Regions from separate parts of the Homo sapiens genome. Here all the other regions are linked to region 3. Evidence: chromatin contacts called from ENCODE Hi-C or POLR2A ChIA-PET data. All regions are on one chromosome and are shown on one strand. Each heading gives the region's core, a stretch centred on a gene start or an enhancer-like site at or near the end of the contact. The rest is flanking DNA. Distances are from core to core; before and after follow the strand shown. Region 1 overlaps ERCC6L2-AS1 (ERCC6L2 antisense RNA 1). Region 2 overlaps ERCC6L2-AS1 (ERCC6L2 antisense RNA 1). Region 3 has its middle 110 kb from the start of HSD17B3-AS1.

Region 1 (3,680 bases), core at 725-3,224, 310 kb after region 3:
ACTACAACCTCCACCTCCTGGGTTCAAGCGATTCTCCTGCCTCAGCCTCCGGAGTAGCTGGGACTACAGGCGTGCACTACCACGCCCAGCTAATTTTTGTATTTTTAGTAGAGATGGGGTTTTGCCATGATGGCCAGGATGGTCTCTATCTCTTGACCTCGTGATCCACCCACCTCGGCCTCCCAAAGTGCTGGGATTACAGGTGTGAGCCACTGCACCTGGCCTTCTCTCTCCTTTTAAGGATTGTACTCAGGATTACAAGATACTGCACATCAAAAAATGAATCCCAATATGTGGTCAATTGAGGAACTTGAAAATGTCATGCCAATAATAAAAGCTTGCGCACAATAACTGAAGTTAGAAGGAGGTAAATATTGCTAAAATATTGCGGATTTAAAAAGATAATCTAACCCTTTATTATTTTATGTGAGTCTCATGTTCCCAAAAGATAAAAGAATTTAGAAAAAGGCCAGGAAAAGTGGACAATACACCTAAAAGAACACAATCACCAAATTCTATGAAATGCATCCCCTTGAGGGGAGCTTGACCTGAAAATTGTGATTTGGAGTGGGAAAGGGTGTGTCTGAATATGTTTTCATCTTGTGGTCTTTGGTTCTCCTAGGATGCAGTGGAAGAAAATTAGGACACTGATAAAATTTTAAGAGGCATAGAGCCCCCGCGATATTTGAGCAGTGAAAACGCATGGTCATTAGCACAGGTTTCACCATGAGGCTCCCGGGAGGACTCCTGCTTACGCCTCCAGGCTCACACCTCCCTCCATCCCTCCCAGCCTTTGTTTCAAGAACGTCCACTCATTTGTAAACTGTATATTTTGTTGCTCTGTGTCTCCAAAACCCGAGCATATTGCCTGGAGCACAGAAGGCATACAGTAGATATTTGTGGCATAGGTAACTGAATTAATAAAAACTTAGCCATTCAATATAGATTGGATCCAATTTATTTTTTTTTTTCTGATTTCTTTGTATCATAGAGGCTAGGACTGCTGTGGTGGAAAGTAATCATAATAGCTAAATATGTAAGGAGCATGGTTTTCTTGGATAGTTAGAACATGCCCCGCTTTGTCGGACTAGTCTAATGGAGAACTCCAGGGCCATGAGGCTCACTCCCTGAAGAGCAGCAATGTGGGAGGAACTCAGCACTCGGAACCCCGTTGATTATTACCAGGAGTGGAGAAGCTCACTCACATTCTGCCATGTTTGAACACCTGTGTAGCAGGTGGCAAAACAATCAGCTCATACATCATTTTCCAAATCTTGAGCCCTACCCAAATTATATTCCCACAGGATAAAATATTGGTCGTATTTCCTAGGGGCTTCACGCCTGGAGAATAGGAAAGCCCAGGTCCTTTGCTGCCAGCTGGGACAAGCTCTGACGGGTGCCTTATCCTCTTGAGGTCCCTGCAAGATCAGGCTGGCGCCACCCCACGGGTCGCAGCCTGAGATAACCCCTGGTGTGGCTCTTCTCCTCCTCATCATCCTGCTTCCCTCACTCCTGCCCAGCCTTCCCTGGCGCACTTCCTTAGTAAACACCTCCTACCTCCTCTGTCCTCACCTTACAGATTTGTTTCTGGGGAACCTGACCTTACCCACATGCTTACTCTGAGGGACACAAAGCTGTGTGAGGCGCAGTAACAACCCCCAAGGAGCTTTCAATCCAGTTGAACTTGGCTTGAATTGCATCTGTGCTTCTTACAGGAGGGTGGGCCTTCAATAGAGCTAGACAGAGCCTGATGACACAGGCGTTTGGGAATCTTGAGGACAAACCTGTTTTTATAAAAATCTGCCTGCCTCGTGCATGGCAGCAGGTTTGACTCTGGCCTTGCTTCACTAAATTAAGCAAAAACAAGCATTATCAAATGTTTAGATTTCCTGGAGTCTCTGGCTTCAAGTAGCTTGATGATTCATTTCTGACAACCTCATAAAACCAACCTCTAGCCACGTCCAGGCTTAAGCTTTGTGGTGGTGGAGTGGGTTTTCCCTGTTGTATTTTTAACCTAAGAACAGAAGCAATGCTAGCCACACTGATAAAAACAAGTGAAGAGTTAACTTTCAAGATGACCACAGTCAGATGGTAGCGTGGAAGCCACCAGAGCCACTTAATCTTCCCAGATGATGGATCACTGCAGTACCTAAGTCTCTCATGTGGATTTCTGCCACAGTCCTCTGCACACACTCACTAAAGGGATTTGCAGTTCATGGGTCCAACACAGCAGCATGACCATTGGTTGGGCAGGGCCAAAGGCCCTCGAGGCAGAAGGGTTACCAGGAGAGTCACGCAGCCTTTACCGTCGGGATTTGTGAAGACAGTCACAGTTGGCGACAAGGGTTTTCAGAGTTCTTGGTGTTACTTCACCACCCTCCCCTGCTCTGAGCCCACTCTTTCCTCCCCTGTCCTCGTTCTTAGCTCCTGCTGTTGCCTCCTTTTAGCTCTCACACATTCTCCCTTCTTCCGGTTCTGCCCCAGATATTCTCCCAAGCTCTGTCCAAAAAATCACCAGTTTACCCCTTGAAATTATTTCTCAAGAACTATTTTCCCCCAAGAAGTTGCAAGCTGCTGCATCCCACCTTGGTGAGCTGAGAGCCTGGAGATCAAGACCTGGGCGAGCGGCCAGACCCCTCCTGGCTTCATGCTCAAGTCTTTTTTCAGACGCCCTGAGATCAAGAACAAGGGCACATTCTTAGTTCATGGCCTTTTACAAAATGCTACAGATAATGGAATTTAGATGATGCAACCATTTTACTTGGAGTAGAATGTGTTTTTAGCTGAGGGGGTTTTCAGGGGAAACACATTATTTAGGTTTAGAGGGTATCATGCTTGTCAAAAGCAATTAAATGGGACATAGAGCCCTCAAAGAAATGTTCAAATATAATCTGGACATGGTTTGGGTATCTGAATAAATGTAAACTTGACCAAGCCTTCTTGTTTAAGAAATATAGCCTAAAACATACTACTCTTGATAAAAATTGAAGTTACTAAAATGTTCTGATTTAACGTTGCTTCCACCGGCTAGTTGTTGCTTTATAAATGTCATTTGCCATGTAATTCCAAATGACTTTACAGACTACAGAGCATGGGATTATTGTGTCAAAAGGAGGCTTTCATGATCTCACATAAGCCAGAAAGACTTTATTTAAACTTACGTAGGAAGATGTATTGGTTGTTTGGCCCAAGAAGGTCTTATTTGAATGACAGCATTTAGGGGACCACATGACATTTCTATAAAACTAGACTAGAGTTGATAACAGATGAAGGATTAATTTGTTGTTTTTGTAGTCAATATAGTCCCAAACCATGGATATATTGCTTAGATCCACTTATACCATCAAGCCAGCCCAAGACAAAATTACTACTCTAGTTGTCTAGCATAACCAACTACTCCAAATTTAGTGACATAAAATAGCCTTTATAGTAGGCTTACAGATTCTGTGGATTGAGAATTTGGAAAAGACAGAGTAGAGATGGCTTGTCTCTGTTCTGTGGTGTCTGGGGCCTCAGCTGGGAAGACTGGAACAACTGAGGCTGGAGGATTTACTTTGAAGATGGTGTCTTCTCTCGCATGCCTAGCTGGGCTGCTCCAAGCCGGACTTACTGGGACTGTTGACCAAACCACTTACAAGTATGGGGCCTCTCCACGTGGCTTGGGCTTCTCATAGCACGGC
Region 2 (3,395 bases), core at 800-3,299, 280 kb after region 3:
TCATTCCTGGAGGAAGGGGTGAGTAAAATGTGCAGACTGCATAATATTGAGTATTGTATGGCAGCTTGAAGTAACAAACCAAGTGTCAACAGAGCAATATGAATAGATCTTAAAAACACAGTGCTTTGGGAGGCTGAGGTGGGTGGATCACCTGAGGTCAGGAGTTTGAGACCAGCCTGGCCAACGTGGTGAAACCCCATCTCTACTAAAAATACGAAAATTAGCCAGGCGTGGTGGCGGGTGCCTATAATCCCAGCTACTAGGAGGCTTAGGCAGGAGAATTGCTTGAACCCGGGAGGCTGAGGTTGCAGTGAGCCAAGATCGCGCCATTGCACTCCAGCCTGGGCAACGAGCAAAACCCTGTCTCAACAAAACAAAACAAAACCACAGCGCTGAGTAAAAAAATAAGAAGTAGAACAAAGTCTAATAAGATACAGTAGACTATATTATTATATTTTGCAAGAGTATGTATACACGTGTTAGACTTCAAACTCAGAGCAGTTGTCTATGGAAAGGGGAATGGGAGAGGGAACGGTAACAGAATGAGGTGAAAAAGGAATAAATATCTAAATTAAGTGTTTTGCTTCAACTCTAATGATCAGGTGATATGAACTGAGGAATATGATTAGTTCAACTCTGGCACTGAGGTCATTTGAAAATATTGATAACATATAATATCTGTATTTGATGAATGTGCAGTGTAAATGAGGAAGATGACACAAGATTTACTTTATAGTAAAAACATGCTGAGTAATATAAGTCAAGTAAATGTAGGTGTGATCAGAGATTAGTGTAATCAGAAAGAAGGCATTCTGGAAGAGATAAGCTTTTAGCTGGCATTGAAGAATAGTTATATTTAGATGTGTCAGTTAGATAAAATATTATTCTACACAAGGTAAACTTTGAGAAAAGTCAGAAAATGGAAAAAGTTCATGTCAAGTGTGAAAAACCAGTGATTAAGTTTTGCTGGAGTATTTGCGCCTGAAGGGGATTAGTGAGAGAAAGGGTTCCTGGAAGATTTTAAAGGTGAGGCTAGAGAGTCCAGTTATTCCAAGGCAGTAGAGATCCACTGAAGACTTTATAGCAGGAGAGTGACATCCCAAGGACACAGGGGTCATTGCTGATGCTCCCAAAGTGCCTGCTGATCTGAGCTGCCAGGGTCATTTGATTAGTATCAATGACTTCAGGGACTCATCTAGAGTTCTCACATTTCCTTGTACTTCATTTGACTGAAGAATAAAGGACTTAGAAAATTGGAGCCCTAAGAAACAGTGAAAATAAGTCTGGGAAAATCCCTGGAGCCTAAAATTAAGCTCTGCCTGTTCTTGGTTTCTTGTTGCTCTCTGGCAACTTCATTAAGTTTCTATTCCTCTTTCCACTCCAACATATTGCAGCCCTTTGATGCCTTTAGATTAGCAAGTTCAACACCTTCTTTGGACTGTAGGTATGAAGACCCAGTTTTGAGCTAGGCTGACATTGGACAAGCTGCAAGGCCAGCAGTTCCTGCATCAGGTCAGCACAGGGAAGTAGGTATTAAAGAGCTGAGCCAGAGCCCTGGGTGCCAGGGCTGGGAAGAAGGCTGGTCTGGCAATCTCAGAATGGCATGGTATTGATAGGTGAGAGCAAACACTCATGATTATGGAGGTCTAACTTGAAGTTGCCAGGTTGTCGTGACCTACAGACTTAGTCTCATTGTTCTTTAAACTTAGTTTGAAAATTTAGAAAGCAACAGAATGAAAAAAGTTCCGCTTAGTTATCTTGCCTTCTCTTGTCACTCAGGTGAGAATGTGAATGCAACTGGACTCTTTTTCTCCTTGCCCAGTTCCTACACGTAAAGATTCCTTTACCAGGAACAGCCCTTAAGTCTTTCATGTCAGTTGTTTAATTCTCTGGAAACTGACCTCTGTTTCCCCATATCCTTCTTGCCTAACTTGTAGATTTCCTGGAGTTTGTCTCCCTGCAGCTGAAATTCTGGCAGCCAATAGGGGACTCAGCCTCACCCCAGTCTCTAGAATCAAACCAGGTATTAATAGGAGGGATTAAGTTGCTGTGACTCAACGCTTAGGCACTCTAGCAGCAAAGATGCTTGATGTTGTCCAGCCCTGATCTTGGGCCCCAGTTTTCACAACAGGCTTCTATCTTGCTCCAATCTGCTCTTTACACAGCTGCAAAAGCCCCTGCCTTGGCAACGTTCCTGGTAACAAGATCCCTCTGGGGAATGGCTCAGCCTTGGTCTTCCACTCCTCCTCCCCCCCATCACTTCTGCTGCCCCTCATATACTGAAGCCTTGCCCTTGAACACTGTCTTCTTGATATTTACACGTTGTGCTCAGTATGATGCTTGGGTCACAGACGATTAGTAAAGACATGAACTATGTTCATCATTCCTAGGGGGAAGGGGAAGGGCCAGGGTTCACTAAAAGGGTGTCATTCATTGCTGATGTCCTAGAAACTGCAAACTGCCAATTTGAGTTTAGGAAACACCTATTATTCTACCTTGATTGTATCTAAAAATGGGGTGAGAAGGAAAGTGGTTTAGTGAACTCCACCCTCAGGAATAAATGCAGAGGGCAACACCTCAGTGAAGTGTGGTGGTCTGCAATGTATATTTCAGACATCTGCCATTCCATGTCCTAGGTATGTACCTCTACCCTGCCCTTGGAATAGGAAAGTAGTCCTTGTATTCAAGCCAAATTGATATTAGGAGATCCACATATGATCTTATCAGGGACACTACAGTCTGTACTCTCTTTCTTTGCTGCCTTTCAGGGAACATATACCAGACCTAGAACACTGATGACTATTCAGGAAAGGTATGGAAGAGTGGGCACAAGGTGGGACCCTGACTATTTTCTGGAGTCACCACCAGCTGGGACCCAGTTCTGCTGACTGTTGTAGTCCTGTTGTAACAATTGCTTTCATGTTTGCTAAAATAAATAAATATCAATGTGTTTAACCAATAATGATAACCACTTTGCTTTTTGGCAAATCCTAAAGAGATAAAACTAATTCATATAATTTAGCGGGGAGAGAAAAAGGCACACACAAAAGTCTCATCCTCCTAGATCCATTTACCATCTTGAAAGGGACAAGTAACAGATAACTTGTTAATTATGGAAGGATTCTATAACCTTACTCACTTCTACCAGATTGGTTACTTCATTATCCTATTTCTTTTCAGAGATCAGGAATAAGATCCTTAAATTTTTTAGGTTTCTGTGCTTATCTACAGATGTAGAAGAAAATGCAAAATGAGGGAGATTATGCAGTGGTATGAAACAAAATCTGAAGGGATAGAAAGGATGGCTGAGTTGCTGGAGAGGAAAGAAAGCTGAGTTCCTGGGGCCTGCTTTGAAGATGAAAGGAAGGCACCAGGAGATAAACTGGGCCAGAGAT
Region 3 (3,810 bases), core at 1,056-3,555:
AGGGTCCCATTTGTTCCACATGCAGCCAGAGGGGAAGCAAACTTTCAGAGGTGCCAGGCAGAGGACACACTTGTCACCATGGGGAGACACTGATATTATTGTCCTTATTTTCTAGGGCAGGGTTGCTTTTTTTTTTTTTTTTCTGAGGCAGGGTCTTGCTCTGTCAACCAGGCTGCCGTGCAGCGGGGTGATAATGGCTCACTGCAGCCTCAACCACCTGGGCTCAAGTGATCCTCCCACCTCAGCCTTCCCAGTAGCTGGGACTACAGGAAGGGGCCGCCATGCAGGGCTAATTTTTTGTACTTTTTATATACACAGGTTTCCTCATCTTGCCCAGGCTGATCTTGAGCTCCTGGGCTCAAGCAATCTGCCTGCCTGGGCCTCCCAAAGTGCTGGGATTACAGGCGTGAGACGCCGTGCCCAAGGATTTCTTAAACTGTAGTGTGCATGGGTATATAAGAACAGGTTTGTGAATCTGAATCCCAGAGATTCTGATTCAGTAGTCTGGGTGGGACCTGAACATTTAAGTTTTTTATAAGCTCCCAGGCAATGCTGGTGCTCCCGGCCCATGAACCACGTTTCAAATTGTACTGTCCTCAATGAGTGACACTCATGACACTTGTCACGTTATTCAACCTGGGTAGCTGGATCCTCTGTGCCAGCTTCCCTGCCAATACATAATGTTTCTTGTGTTCTGATGGCTAGCAATGGTGCTAAGGTCAGCTGAGCCTGGACTTGTCCTCAGAATCCTTCCTGACACAGTCCTCTTGGCAGCCACCACCATCAGCCAGAGCTGGCATTCAGATGAAAACTACTTGTCTACTTTGAGTGGGTGTAATGGGAACTGGTCTAGCAGTTAGAGAAGGCCTTTAACTAGTGTGGGGACATAGGATGAGGTTTTTAACCTTGCTGTATTAGTTCCCTCACCTGTAATGAGAGGGCTGGATTGCACGCACAGTTCTCAACTGGGATAATCCTGAGAGTCATATTGTATTAGTCAATATGTTAGCTCAGGCTGCCATAACAGGGTGGCTTAAACAACAGGAATTTACTTCCCACAATTCTGGGGGCTGGAAGTCCAAGATCAAGGTGCTGGCTGATTTGGTACCTGGTGAGGGCCTGCCCCCTGGCTTGCACATGACTGTCTTCTCACTATGTGGGTTCTGGAGGCTGGAAGTCTGAGATCAAGGTGTCAGCAGGTTTGAATTCTCCCGAGGCCCATCTCCTTGGCTTGCAGACAGCCGCCTTCTGGCTCTGTGCTCACGTGGTCATCTCTGTGTTGCCTGTGTCTGGTGTCTTTACTTATAAGGGCACTAATCCCATCATGAGAGCCCCACCCTCATGCCCCCTTCTAAACCTAATTACCACCCAAAGGCCTCACCTCCCAATACCATCACACTAGGGGGAGATTTGAACATATGAATGGGGGAGACAGGCACACAATTCAGTTCATAACACCTATGAACAGCTTGCTCTAAAGCACAGCTTCCTGTGTCCCTGCTCTAGAGATTCTGATCCAGGTCCTTTGGGTGGGATCTGGGAATTTCTATTTTCCTCTGGTGCCCCACATGATTCTCAGCCTCAGGCAGGCTGGAGAGGCTCTGGGTGAGTTGATGGCTGAGTTCCTCAGTTCCTGAGCAGTGAGTAAGCTGTGGGATCCTCCAGACCCCCAACAGTGGCTTGTCACATCTCTGCATGAGCACTTAGCCCACACCTCTCTGTAACACTTGGCAGAGTGTGGGAAGGAGGGACTGCAACTTATCCCTATGCAGATCTGTAACCCAGCACTGGGTGACCGTGCTGGAGCAAGGCACACAGTAGGCACATCATTAATGTGTACCGAGGGCCTCGCCTAGGACCCCTTCTAACTTCAAAACTCTTTAAAATGTGTAAATCTTGTTCAACGAGCTCTCAAAGGGGTTTCTGATGTTATTTAGGGAAAGGCAGTGCGGCCGCTTTTGTTTTTACTGTCCGGGAGGCTTAAACAACAGCAAGCACATTTACATTGCCCTCGTCTCCCTGAGCAGCAGAAAGTGAAACAACTTGAGCTGTGACTAGAAAATGAATATAAACAAGCACAAAGAACAGCCCCGCCTCTGCCAGCCCTCTGGCCAGCCGCTGCTTTCTACCATTCCTGGTGACTGCAAAGCACTGGTAAGAGCAAGTGATAACTGAGGCTTCTTAGGACAATATAATGCAAGAGAAACACTTTTCCACATTCCTTTAATTCTCTTATTCCCACGAAGAATAATCAAGTGAGGAAAGAGAAGACAATGTGGAAAGAGTTTTCTTTATTAAAAGCAGGGCTAAGAGGAAGAAATGCAAAGTAGGTGAACTGATGTATAGCAAATATAAACCCTTCTGAAAAAATCAGAATGTGATGTCACTACTCACCTATTAGGGAAGCTAACATTTGAAAAAGGTGGCAGTATCAGCTACTGGTGATGATGTAGAGAAAGTGGATCTCTCTCATGTTGCTGGTGGGAGTGTAAAATAGGATAAGCATTCTGGAAAATTGTTTTGCAGTTTCTTGTAAAACTAAACATGCCATATGGCCCAATGACTGCACTCCTGGGCATTTATCCCAGAGAAATTAAAATTTATGTCCACAGAAACTCAGGTATAGGAATGTTTAAATTAGCTTTATTTGTAACAACCCCAAATGGTAAGCAACCCAAATGTCGTTTAGTGAATGAATGGTTAAACAAACTGTGGAATATCCTCACCATGGACTACTTCTCAGCAAGAAGAAAGCAGCATCAATGCACACAGCAACTGGGATGGATCTCTCAGGAATCACGCTGAGTGCAAAAGACAACCTCAAAAATTTCATACTGCATGATTTTATTTATTTATTTTTTTCAGACAGTTTCACTCTGTCGCTCAGGCTGGAGTGCAGTGGTGCAATCTTGGCTCACTGCAACATCGGCCCCCTGGGTTCAAGCAATTCTTGTGCCTCACCCTCCTGAGTAGCTGGGATTACAGGCATGAGCCACCACGCCCAGCTAATTTTTGTATTTTTAGTAGAAAAGGGGTTTCGCCATGTTGGCCAGGCTGGTCTCAAACTCCTGACCTCAAATGATCTGCCTGTCTCGGCCTCCTAAAGTGCTGGGATTACAGGCATGAGCCACCATGCCTGGCCTGCAGGATTTGATTTTATATAGAGACAGGATCTTGTCTGTTGCCCAGGCTGGAGTGCGGTGGCACAATCGTGCCTCACTTGCCTCACTGCAGCTTCAAACTATGGGCTCAAGGGATCCTCTTGCCTCAGCTTCCTGAATAGCTGAGACTCTATTTTTATTTTATACTAAATAAAAATATATTTTTATAGAGATGGGGTCTGTCTGTGTTGCCCAGTCTGGTCTCAGACTCCTGAGCTCAAGCGATCCTCCCACTTCAGCCTTCCAAGTAGCTGAGATTACAGATGCAGGCCACTGCACCTGGCAATAATTTTACAATGACAAAACCACAGAGATGAAGAACAAGTTGTGGTTTCCAAGGGTTAAGGTGGTGGTAGGAAAATGGGGAGAGACAAGTGTGGCTATAAAGAGGCAGCATAAGGATCTTTGTGATGGTGATTCTGCAATTTTGGGTCTGGGTATATACTCCAGAAAATCGAAAGCAGGAACTCCAATGGATATTTGTACACCCATAGCAGCATTATTCACAATAACCAAAAAGGGAAACAACCTAAATGTCCATCAGTGGATGACTAGATGAGCAAAATGTAGCATGTGCACACAATGAAACTTCATTCAACCTTAAAACAGAATGAAATTCTGACACACGCTGCAGCATAGATGACCCTGG

Evidence for each region. A loop is a pair of places that touch in the nucleus more often than their neighbours do. ChIA-PET counts read pairs that join two places held with the same protein, here RNA polymerase II (POLR2A). Pooled maps may share reads with other maps.
Region 1: a loop to region 3 is called in a map with no recorded cell type, with 6 times the contacts of the local background. The contact joins two enhancer-like sites. A Hi-C loop is called at or near these places in 4 of 37 single-sample maps with no recorded cell type and 3 of 50 pooled maps. POLR2A ChIA-PET finds 5 or more read pairs at or near these places in 1 of 52 experiments (BJ).
Region 2: a loop to region 3 is called in a pooled map, with 2.8 times the contacts of the local background. The contact joins two enhancer-like sites. A Hi-C loop is called at or near these places in 4 of 37 single-sample maps with no recorded cell type and 3 of 50 pooled maps. POLR2A ChIA-PET finds 5 or more read pairs at or near these places in 1 of 52 experiments (activated T-cell).

Annotation. Positions count from the first base shown.
Region 1 is chr9:95,821,270-95,824,949 of GRCh38, reverse strand. The region is part of intron 2 of ERCC6L2-AS1 (ERCC6L2 antisense RNA 1); the gene reads left to right. Among named protein-coding and RNA genes, the nearest start is that of ERCC6L2, 53 kb to the left of the region's middle. RefSeq lists an enhancer at 1,657-1,866. Within about 2 kb of position 1,974, at least 3 of the 41 ENCODE cell types and tissues checked have a DNase peak (open chromatin) inside an H3K27ac peak, as active enhancers do.
Region 2 is chr9:95,856,049-95,859,443 of GRCh38, reverse strand. The region is part of intron 1 of ERCC6L2-AS1 (ERCC6L2 antisense RNA 1); the gene reads left to right. Among named protein-coding and RNA genes, the nearest start is that of ERCC6L2, 18 kb to the left of the region's middle. Within about 2 kb of position 2,049, at least 3 of the 41 ENCODE cell types and tissues checked have a DNase peak (open chromatin) inside an H3K27ac peak, as active enhancers do.
Region 3 is chr9:96,135,751-96,139,560 of GRCh38, reverse strand. No RefSeq gene overlaps it. Among named protein-coding and RNA genes, the nearest start is that of HSD17B3-AS1, 110 kb to the left of the region's middle. RefSeq lists an enhancer at 1,900-2,194. Within about 2 kb of position 2,305, at least 14 of the 41 ENCODE cell types and tissues checked have a DNase peak (open chromatin) inside an H3K27ac peak, as active enhancers do.